Linked DNA regions of Homo sapiens: regions 1 and 3 are each linked to region 2. A link is a contact called in ENCODE Hi-C or POLR2A ChIA-PET data. All regions are on one chromosome and are shown on one strand. Each heading gives the region's core, a stretch centred on a gene start or an enhancer-like site at or near the end of the contact. The rest is flanking DNA. Distances are from core to core; before and after follow the strand shown. Region 1 holds the start of ARV1 (ARV1 fatty acid homeostasis modulator). Region 2 holds the start of URB2 (URB2 ribosome biogenesis homolog). Region 3 holds the start of H2AC25 (H2A clustered histone 25).

Evidence for each region. A loop is a pair of places that touch in the nucleus more often than their neighbours do. ChIA-PET counts read pairs that join two places held with the same protein, here RNA polymerase II (POLR2A). Pooled maps may share reads with other maps.
Region 1: a map of B cell shows a loop between it and region 2 (17-fold over the local background). The contact joins the promoter of ARV1 here to the promoter of URB2 in region 2. A Hi-C loop is called at or near these places in 1 of 168 maps with a recorded cell type or tissue (B cell), 2 of 37 single-sample maps with no recorded cell type and 10 of 50 pooled maps.
Region 3: a map of naive thymus-derived CD4-positive, alpha-beta T cell shows a loop between it and region 2 (9-fold over the local background). The contact joins the promoter of H2AC25 here to the promoter of URB2 in region 2. A Hi-C loop is called at or near these places in 1 of 168 maps with a recorded cell type or tissue (naive thymus-derived CD4-positive, alpha-beta T cell) and 7 of 50 pooled maps. POLR2A ChIA-PET finds 5 or more read pairs at or near these places in 1 of 52 experiments (GM10248).

What each region holds. Positions count from the first base shown.
Region 1 is chr1:230,977,704-230,980,533 of GRCh38, forward strand. It overlaps ARV1 (ARV1 fatty acid homeostasis modulator), which reads left to right and starts at 1,391. Exons shown (of 6, transcript NM_022786.3): 1 at 1,391-1,576. The coding sequence starts at 1,403. It overlaps TTC13 (tetratricopeptide repeat domain 13), which reads right to left and starts at 1,158. Exons shown (of 23, transcript NM_024525.5): 1 at 857-1,158. The coding sequence starts at 1,127. RefSeq lists silencers at 473-762, 783-1,042 and an enhancer at 1,323-1,622.
Region 2 is chr1:229,624,871-229,627,570 of GRCh38, forward strand. URB2 (URB2 ribosome biogenesis homolog) reads left to right here and starts at 1,377. Exons shown (of 10, transcript NM_014777.4): 1 at 1,377-1,486. It overlaps TAF5L (TATA-box binding protein associated factor 5 like), which reads right to left and starts at 1,252. Exons shown (of 5, transcript NM_014409.4): 1 at 1,015-1,252. RefSeq lists enhancers at 161-210, 1,871-1,950 and silencers at 701-890, 981-1,680.
Region 3 is chr1:228,456,344-228,459,122 of GRCh38, forward strand. H2AC25 (H2A clustered histone 25) reads right to left here and starts at 1,530. Exons shown (of 1, transcript NM_033445.3): 1 at 1,021-1,530. The coding sequence starts at 1,474. The coding sequence ends at 1,082. It overlaps H2BC26 (H2B clustered histone 26), which reads left to right and starts at 1,760. Exons shown (of 1, transcript NM_175055.3): 1 at 1,760-2,215. The coding sequence starts at 1,787. The coding sequence ends at 2,167. RefSeq lists enhancers at 1,653-2,239, 2,240-2,779.

The DNA.
Region 1 (2,830 bases), core at 141-2,640, 1.4 Mb after region 2:
ATAAGGGAACTCACATAGAGAAGGGGGAAAGAGAAAGGGAGGAGATTGATGGGTAAAAAGACCCACGACAGAACTTCAAAACAAAAAAATGTACACACGTATTTTGTCCCAGAGGCATCTGCTATGATTTATTAAACTGAAGCCAATAGCGCCCATTCTTAATGAATGAGCTGGCGTAGCTCCAATACACACACGGCACTGACACACAGGCTCAAGGCCTGCAGGGGCCTTTTTTCCCTCTGGGAGACACCTGACAGATCGCAGGTTGATCTTAAACAACTGGAAGCAAGATGTCAACGAGCAGATAAGATGGGCTTGCTCTTTTTTTCCATTCCAGGGATCCAATTTTTAGGAACTGTTGTATACGAGACATTAACCCGGGAGGTCAGGAAGCCTGATTTCCAGGCCTAAGATGTGCCAGGCGTCTCCCTCCGGGGGCGGGCTCCGCAAGCCGCCGGGCTGGTTGCTCGTCCGCCCGCCCCTCCCTCGCCCCTTCGGCATCCTCGGGAGGCCGGCGGCGGGAACAGGGCTGCCCCGGGCCACCTGCCATCTCCTCCGCCACCCTTCCAACAGTTGCTTCAGACTCAGGAGAGAGGCCGCCCTGGCCCCAGGAGCATGCTGTCAGCTCATTTCTCGACTCGCCGCCCTGCCCAAAGGCGGCTGCAGGAGGGCGCGCGGCGGCGTGGGTGGCAGCGGCGGGAAGCTGCCCGCCAGGACCCCTGGCCGAGCCGGCTCCCGCGGATCGCGCGCCGCAGCCGGAGGCGTGAGGCCCGGGCGACCCGTACCCCGGCCCGGGACCCCAGCCCCGCTGCCCCGCCGCCCCGGCCGACTCGGACGCCCGCCGCCGCCCACTCACCGCCGCACTCGGCAGAGTACTGGTCCCCCCAGTCCCCGGACTGCGGGCTGCAGCCGCCGCCGCCCGCCGGGGCCTCCTGCTGCTGCCGGTGCTGCAGCTCCTGCTTGAGCAGGGAGAGCGGCGAGTAGTGCTCGGTGGCCAGGGCGCCTGGCCGCAGCCCGGCGGACAGGACCCCCAGCAGCAGCAGCAGCAGGACACGCCGGGCGGCGCCCGCGGCGGCCACAGCGCCGCCCCAGAAGCAGCAGCAGCAGCAGCAGCCGGCAGGTGCCATCTTCCCTCAAGGCGCATGCGCGACAGCCCTTGCCCGGCTCTCAGGCCTCCCCGCCTCTAACCTACGGCGGGCAGGTGGACCGTGGCAAGGGGGCGGGACAAGGGGAGAAGCATTGTGTGCTGGGAATGGTAGTCCCAGCTCGGCCAGCCCGGGGCCGCCTTGCCGGTGCCGGGACTACGAATCCCAATAAGCCCGCGCGGCGCAAGTCTTCCGGTCTGGCGTCTGACGTCTTACCCTCCACAGAATCGGAAGTTCTGGACTGCAGTTGAGTGGAAATGGGCAACGGCGGGCGGAGCGGCCTGCAGCAGGGGAAGGGGAACGTGGATGGGGTGGCAGCGACTCCTACTGCTGCCTCGGCCTCCTGCCAGTACAGGTGCATCGAATGCAACCAGGAGGCCAAAGAGTTGTACCGAGACTATAACCACGGTGTGCTGAAGATAACCATCTGTGTGAGTTGTCAGGTGTGGGGTGCCCTTGAGAAGAAAATGGCGCGGCGGGATTTGGGGACCGCGAGGAGCAGGGTCCTCTGATACAGTCTTTAGTTCGGTAGTTGACATTCCCGCCCGGGATCTTTGCATGAATATCTGTACTGATAGAGAACTCAGCTACCCGACAGCGCTTTTCTCATACTGGGGCATATTTGGGTGATATGACCTAAGCCGGCGAACGGACCGGACCGACAGACAGAGGTAGATGTGGGCATTTTGCAGAGAAATTTAAAGATCAATTAGGTTGACATTTTGGTTCATGCCAAAGCTACTTCCTTCTAGCTCTTCTCCCTTTGACAGAGAGATGGTACCATCCTTACCCTCCACAACCCATGTTGAATTCACCTACGATGCTTTTTAAAGGTTTCATCAATTGTCGTTATTGGATGTCTACGGTGTACAAAGCACTATGCTAGACGTTGGTGGTACAAAACCCAAAAGTGAGGAAGTAAAAATTCTCATTTCAAGGTGTTCGTAGAATACCTTGAACTTTCTGATGATTTTCCATCTCAGAGTTAAGGCCCGAATCCCTGAACTGGCTTATAAGGCCCTATGGAGTCTCCTGCTACTCTTTCCCTTCTTTATTTTACGGCAGAGAGAATAATCTTATGTTTAAAGAGTCTACAAAGTTGGAGGTTCTTTGGGGGTATTAATTAGCAAAGAACCTGTCACAGAATAGACAGTACATTTTTGTCCCATTTCAGATCTTGTGATTTTCTAATCTCTTTAGTAAATTATGGTCTGTAGTAATATACAAGAGAATTGACAAACTGAGTGTATACCTGTATAATCTGCCAACCACATAACGTTCTGATGCATACAACCTCAATTTCCTGTTCCTCTCTCAAGTACTTTCCCTCTTTTGTCAAAATGTCAACCCTTGTTAAATCCAACATATTGCCTGGTCTTGTCCCTGTACCCATGCAGCAGTACGTTGCTGGGGAAAAACAAATTTGTGACGATTAACCTCATATAGGCCTTTCATGATTTCTGGCAATCTTATTTCGGTTTTTTTTTTCTTTCTTTCTTTCTTTTTGAGATAGAGTTTCCCTCTGTCACCCAGGCTGGAGTGCAGTGGGGCACTCTCAGCTCACTAAAACCTCTGCCTCCCAAGTTCAAGCAATTCTCCTGCCTCAGCCTCCCAAGTAGCTGGGATTACAGGCCTGCACCACCACGCCGGGCTAATTTTTGTATTTTTAGTAGAGACCAGGTTTC
Region 2 (2,700 bases), core at 127-2,626:
TACATCCCCAACTCAGGTGTTGGCACACTTGAATCGCCTGATATAAGACACGCTCCGCACTTAATGTTCCTCTCAGCACAGCTCCCAACTGCTTGTTAGCAGGAGTCACCATTCCGAGATTCCAATCTGCAAGGTCAGTTTAGGTACAGTAATTTAAGACAGACACTGCATGGGACTGGCACTTACCTTCTGATCCCAGAACCACAAAGACTGCGAGATCCGCATTACAACGACTTTCACAACTGATGGGAGAACTGCATGTAGCGTTCCTGCACTCCACTTCCGCTAAGTCTAAAATGACACCACTGTTTCTAACCATCCACTCACTTCGGACCAACGCCTTATCGAATACATTTTCAAAAGCCTGGCAGCTTCGCGAGCTGGAGGTGGTGAACCCGTCCCACACCATGGGCGCACCAACCTTACCTTGCTGTCATGAGGCAACGAGCCCCGAGAGACACCCTTGCAGGTAAGCACTCTCCTGCAGCAGCTAGTCTAACTCTGGCTCCCCCGTGTCACACGCGGAGATCGACTCCACACCCACCCACGCACGATCACCATGTGCAAAGTTGAATCCCGACTTCGCCGCAAAGACATTTCCTTTTCCCCTACATGCAAAGGAGCTGTGGAGCCGTGCTCCCTGCTTGGCTGTCGGGCACTGGGATACCTTCCCCGCGGGCGCCCGCCACCTCCTCCCCGAGCCCGGCATCCAACCCGCAGGACCCACCCCTGCGCAGGAACGCGACGCCAGTCCAGGTGTAGCCGCCGACTGCAGGCCACGCCGCCGGCCGCAGCCCGGGACTCGGGAGGCCGAGGGCGGAGGCGCGGCCGTCGCGCCCGCGCAGAGCCGCCCGCCGCCCCCCAGCCCCGCCTCCCGCGCCCCACCCCCACCGCCCGCCGGCGGGAGCCAAGGCGCGCCCCGCCGAGGCCCCACCGCCCCGGCCCCCGCCCGCCCGCGCGCGCGCGCGCCTCGCGACCCTCCCGGCCCTCCCCGCCCGTGCTCCCGGCACTCACTGAACATCCCAGGCGGCTCCGGCTCCCCCCGCCGCCGCCGCCTCCGGGATCGGGTTGCTTCCGCCTCCGTCGTCTCTGCCGCAGGGTCTCACTCCGACGGCCGGCTCAGCTGGGCCCCCGCGCCCCGCGCCCCGCCGCCCCCGCCGCCGCTCTGGGCGGCCGCTCCATGACTGACTGACACGGAGCGGGCCGCGGGCTGGGCCGCTCGGGCCTCCAACGCGCAACCGTCTCCGCCAATGGGCGAGGCGCCTCGGCGCTCGGCTGGCGACGCCTGGCGTGCGTGCAGCCCCTCCCCGCTGCGCCGCCGGCGTCCGGCGGAAGGAGCGCGGGTACCGGTCCCACGTGGTGGGGACGCGGGACCCGTACAGCGGCCTCCGCCGCACCGGGACAGCAGCCGCCGCCGCTGCCGCCGTCCTCCCCTGTCTACCCGGAGCTGTCTCGAGCTGAGCCCCCTACCGGGCCGGATCCCGAGGTGAGTCCCCCACCTGCGGTCAGCCCCTGCGGGCAGCCAGGTCCCGAGGTGAGTCCCCCCACCCGGGGCTGGTCCAGAGGAGATCCCCCTACCTAAGGCCGGGCCCAGATGGGGGGCCCCCCAACCCTGCCCAGTTCCGGTGCCGCCAGCAGACTCTGGGCTGGAGCGGCTTCGGCACGCTCCATTCGCGAAGGCGAACTCCCTCCTGGCTCCTAGCTGCTCTCCCCTGGTTCTTGTTGCTTGGTCTCTTTCTGCTGGGCAGGGAGTGCTGGCAGGGCTGTGCTGTCCGCCCTGGACTTCGCATTGCCCGGTAAGGGCGGTTGGAGGCCCGGAGAGCCGAACTCTGGCGGAGCCGGGGAGAGCATCTCGGTTGTCTTTGTAGCCAGTTCAGCAAACACCTGTTATGCACTTTGTAGCTGTCGCGATGGCGGTTCTATGGTATTGAACTTAGAAAGTCAGGCATCGTTGAATTCGTTTTGGACATTTTGACAAAATAGGAAAACTGACAGCACTTGACGTTCTTGTTCTCTGCAGTAGAGTGAAGGATAACTTAATTTCTAAAATGAAAACGTCTTAACGTTCCTTTTTACTATAACTTTTAGGAAACTCAAAGCCAAGTTTACCCAGTTTAATAGTAACTGTAGGTGTTTGGTATGTTTGCTACCCCCGAGATTTCATGGTTTTTTGTTTTCTATTTTTAGTCTTTTCCTTGTGCAAGTATCTCTTGTAGAGTCTTTTTTGAAGTGTATGTGCGTTGTAAATTTATACACGACTGAATAAAAGTGTTAGTGGAAGGTTACTGTTGCAGCTGAAATAACTGTATTCCTTTGGGGTTTTCTTTTTCACTTGGAGACATATTACTTTCTCCGGATATTGCTTATGTATCTTTTCCTCTTTCAATTTGAAACCATGTATGAATGACTCTTTCCACAAGTAATGTAATCACTGATTTTGGCCTTGTTGAATTCCTGAACACTCACCTTTGTGGAAGTGATGTTTGATCATAGCTGGAATACATATAGTCCATCTTCTGTGTGTGCAGTCCATCTTTTGCTTGCTTTTGTCTGAATTTCCCCCAGAAAATTCTGGAGTCAAGCATCTTGTATGTAGATTTACCCCGACAAATCTGTTGATTCATTAAAAACTTTTAAAAGAATACATATTAGGTAAACAAGATACAGTACTGCAATACTGTTGGTTTTCTGGTGCCTGCT
Region 3 (2,779 bases), core at 280-2,779, 1.2 Mb before region 2:
ATTAATGAAAACTGTACAGATAACAACAGAAGAATAACACTTTCTGAGCTCTGATTTTGTGGCAAACATTTTTTAAGGGATTATCGTGGATTAAATCAATGAACCTCTCTCCTCCAGGATTTAGGGGCTATTAACACAGCCATTTCAGTTAATTTGCCTGGAGGTCTCCGACGCTCTTAAACCCTCCATTTTATAAGGAAAAATGTAGTTACAAACCGTTATTTTCCTAAAGTCCACATGTATCATCATTCATCTGGTTCTAACAATACTCATTTTAAATTTGCTTAACTCGCAAATTTAGTTTTCCTTTTCAAAAACAGTGTACAAATTATTTTGTTCTCCAATTTTAGCAATCAATTTAAGGGGATCTTTGATTAATGTTTGACCAACCCGAATTAAACAAACTAAATTCCTTTAAATAATTATCCTATTCCAAATTAAGTCTTCTTAAAAGGTTTATACCTTTCAGCATCTACTAATCTGGTTCCTTTTAAGTACTGAAACTTTCCTCATGACCTTTAGAATTCCCAGCCAAATAAATTAAATCTTAACACTGGTGGAGCTCACATTGTTAAAACTTAGCAATTTAAATAGAAATCCATAGACTTACTCTTCAGAATTAAAGTGCAAACTACTTAGAGATCATAAATACTTTTAATATCAGATAAATCATTAAGAAATTGCATTCTGTACTTGATGACCACACGGGAACCTTGCTAGAGTCAAGAGAACTTGTCACTAGTAATTATGAAGACACCTTTACGGTGAGCGTTATTAAAACCCTACTAGAGGTTTTGGGTGGGACTCAAGAGCAAGGGGTGGCCACCTGTGGACGAGGGTTCCCTGTTGTTAACAGAACACGTTGCCCACCTCGCAAGTATGCAGCCCAATCAGTCCCCAGGGTCTCGGTTCCCGTTGCGCCCTTCCCCATGGCCACTGCGCTCATTCATGAGCCTAGGGTGATCAGGCCTCCGGCCTATAAAGAACTGCAGGATCAGTGCGGCTCTTTTCTCGAGATAGTAGGTGGCTCTGAAAAGAGCCTTTATGTCCATCAAAGGGGCCCCGGGGGCGGCGGGCGGCCTCACTTGCCCTTGGCCTTGTGGTGGCTCTCCGTCTTCTTGGGCAGCAGTACGGCCTGGATGTTGGGCAGGACGCCACCCTGCGCGATGGTCACGCGGCCCAGCAGCTTGTTGAGCTCCTCGTCGTTGCGGATGGCCAGCTGCAGGTGGCGCGGGATGATGCGCGTCTTCTTGTTGTCGCGCGCCGCGTTGCCGGCAAGCTCCAGGATCTCGGCAGTCAAGTACTCGAGCACCGCGGCCAGATAGACCGGGGCGCCGGCGCCCACGCGCTCCGAATAGTTGCCCTTGCGGAGCAACCGGTGCACGCGGCCCACGGGGAACTGCAGCCCCGCGCGCGACGAGCGCGACTTAGCCTTGGCGCGCGCCTTGCCACCCTGCTTACCACGACCGGACATTTCCGAGTCAAGGAAAAAAGACAACGGCAACCGAAAAGCGAGACTAAAAACAAGAGGGCAGTGAAGGCCAGCGAGCCCTTATGTATGGTACAGAGGTAGGCTAGACCGCGGCGTTCGATTGGATGGCTATGGTAGCCAATCAGAAAAAGAACCTGGCACTCCTAATTTGCGTATTCCTTTCCCAGCGATGACGTAGAACAACGTTTGATCCAATCAGAAGTGAGCAAATCCTGAGCCTTCATTTGAATACAAAACGTACAAATAGAGTTACTCCGAGCGCCGCGCGTTTCTGTTTGGAGAGACTCAGCCATCATGCCAGACCCGTCCAAATCGGCTCCTGCGCCCAAGAAGGGTTCTAAAAAGGCTGTCACCAAGGCACAGAAGAAGGACGGCAAGAAGCGCAAGCGCGGCCGCAAGGAGAGCTATTCTATCTACGTGTACAAGGTGCTGAAGCAGGTGCACCCCGACACCGGCATCTCGTCCAAGGCCATGGGCATCATGAACTCCTTCGTCAATGACATCTTCGAGCGCATCGCCAGCGAGGCCTCCCGCCTGGCACACTACAACAAGCGCTCCACCATCACGTCCCGCGAAGTGCAGACGGCCGTTCGCCTGCTGCTGCCCGGCGAGCTGGCCAAGCACGCCGTGTCCGAGGGCACCAAGGCTGTCACCAAGTACACCAGCTCCAAGTGAGGCGTTCCTCGGCGTCCTGAACCCAAAGGCTCTTTTCAGAGCCACCCACACGATCAAGAAAGGGTTTCGAACACGGTGAAGGGTTATGTAACCTAATGTGTCTCCATGCACCCTAGCGGTTGCCGGGTGCGGCCGAATCTGAGCCGTGTGTGTGTGTGTGTGTGTGTGTGTGTGCGCGCGCGCGCCGGCACAGAACGAGAAAAACTGCTCGTTACAGAAATCGGGGTAGAAACTGCTCAGGTGATGTAGCTCAGTAATGTTGGGAGGCGATCAAGGACCCCCTCTCCATCCCCTCCCTCCGCGCAGAGCTATTAACTCACGACGAGATTTCTTTTTTTTTTCTTTCTTTCTTTTTTTTTTTTTTTTTTTCTAGAAGAAGTCTCGCTCTGTCTCTAGGCTGGCGTGCAGTGGCGCAATCTGGGCTCACTGCAACCTCCGCCTCCTGGGTTCAAGCGATTCTCCTGCCTCAGCCTTACGAGTAGCTGGGATTACAGGCACGCCCCACCACGCCTGGCTAATTTTTTGTATTTTTAGTAGAGACGGGGTTTCACCATGTTGGCCAGGATAGTCTCGATCTTCTGACCTGGTGATCCATCCGCCTCTGCCTCCCAA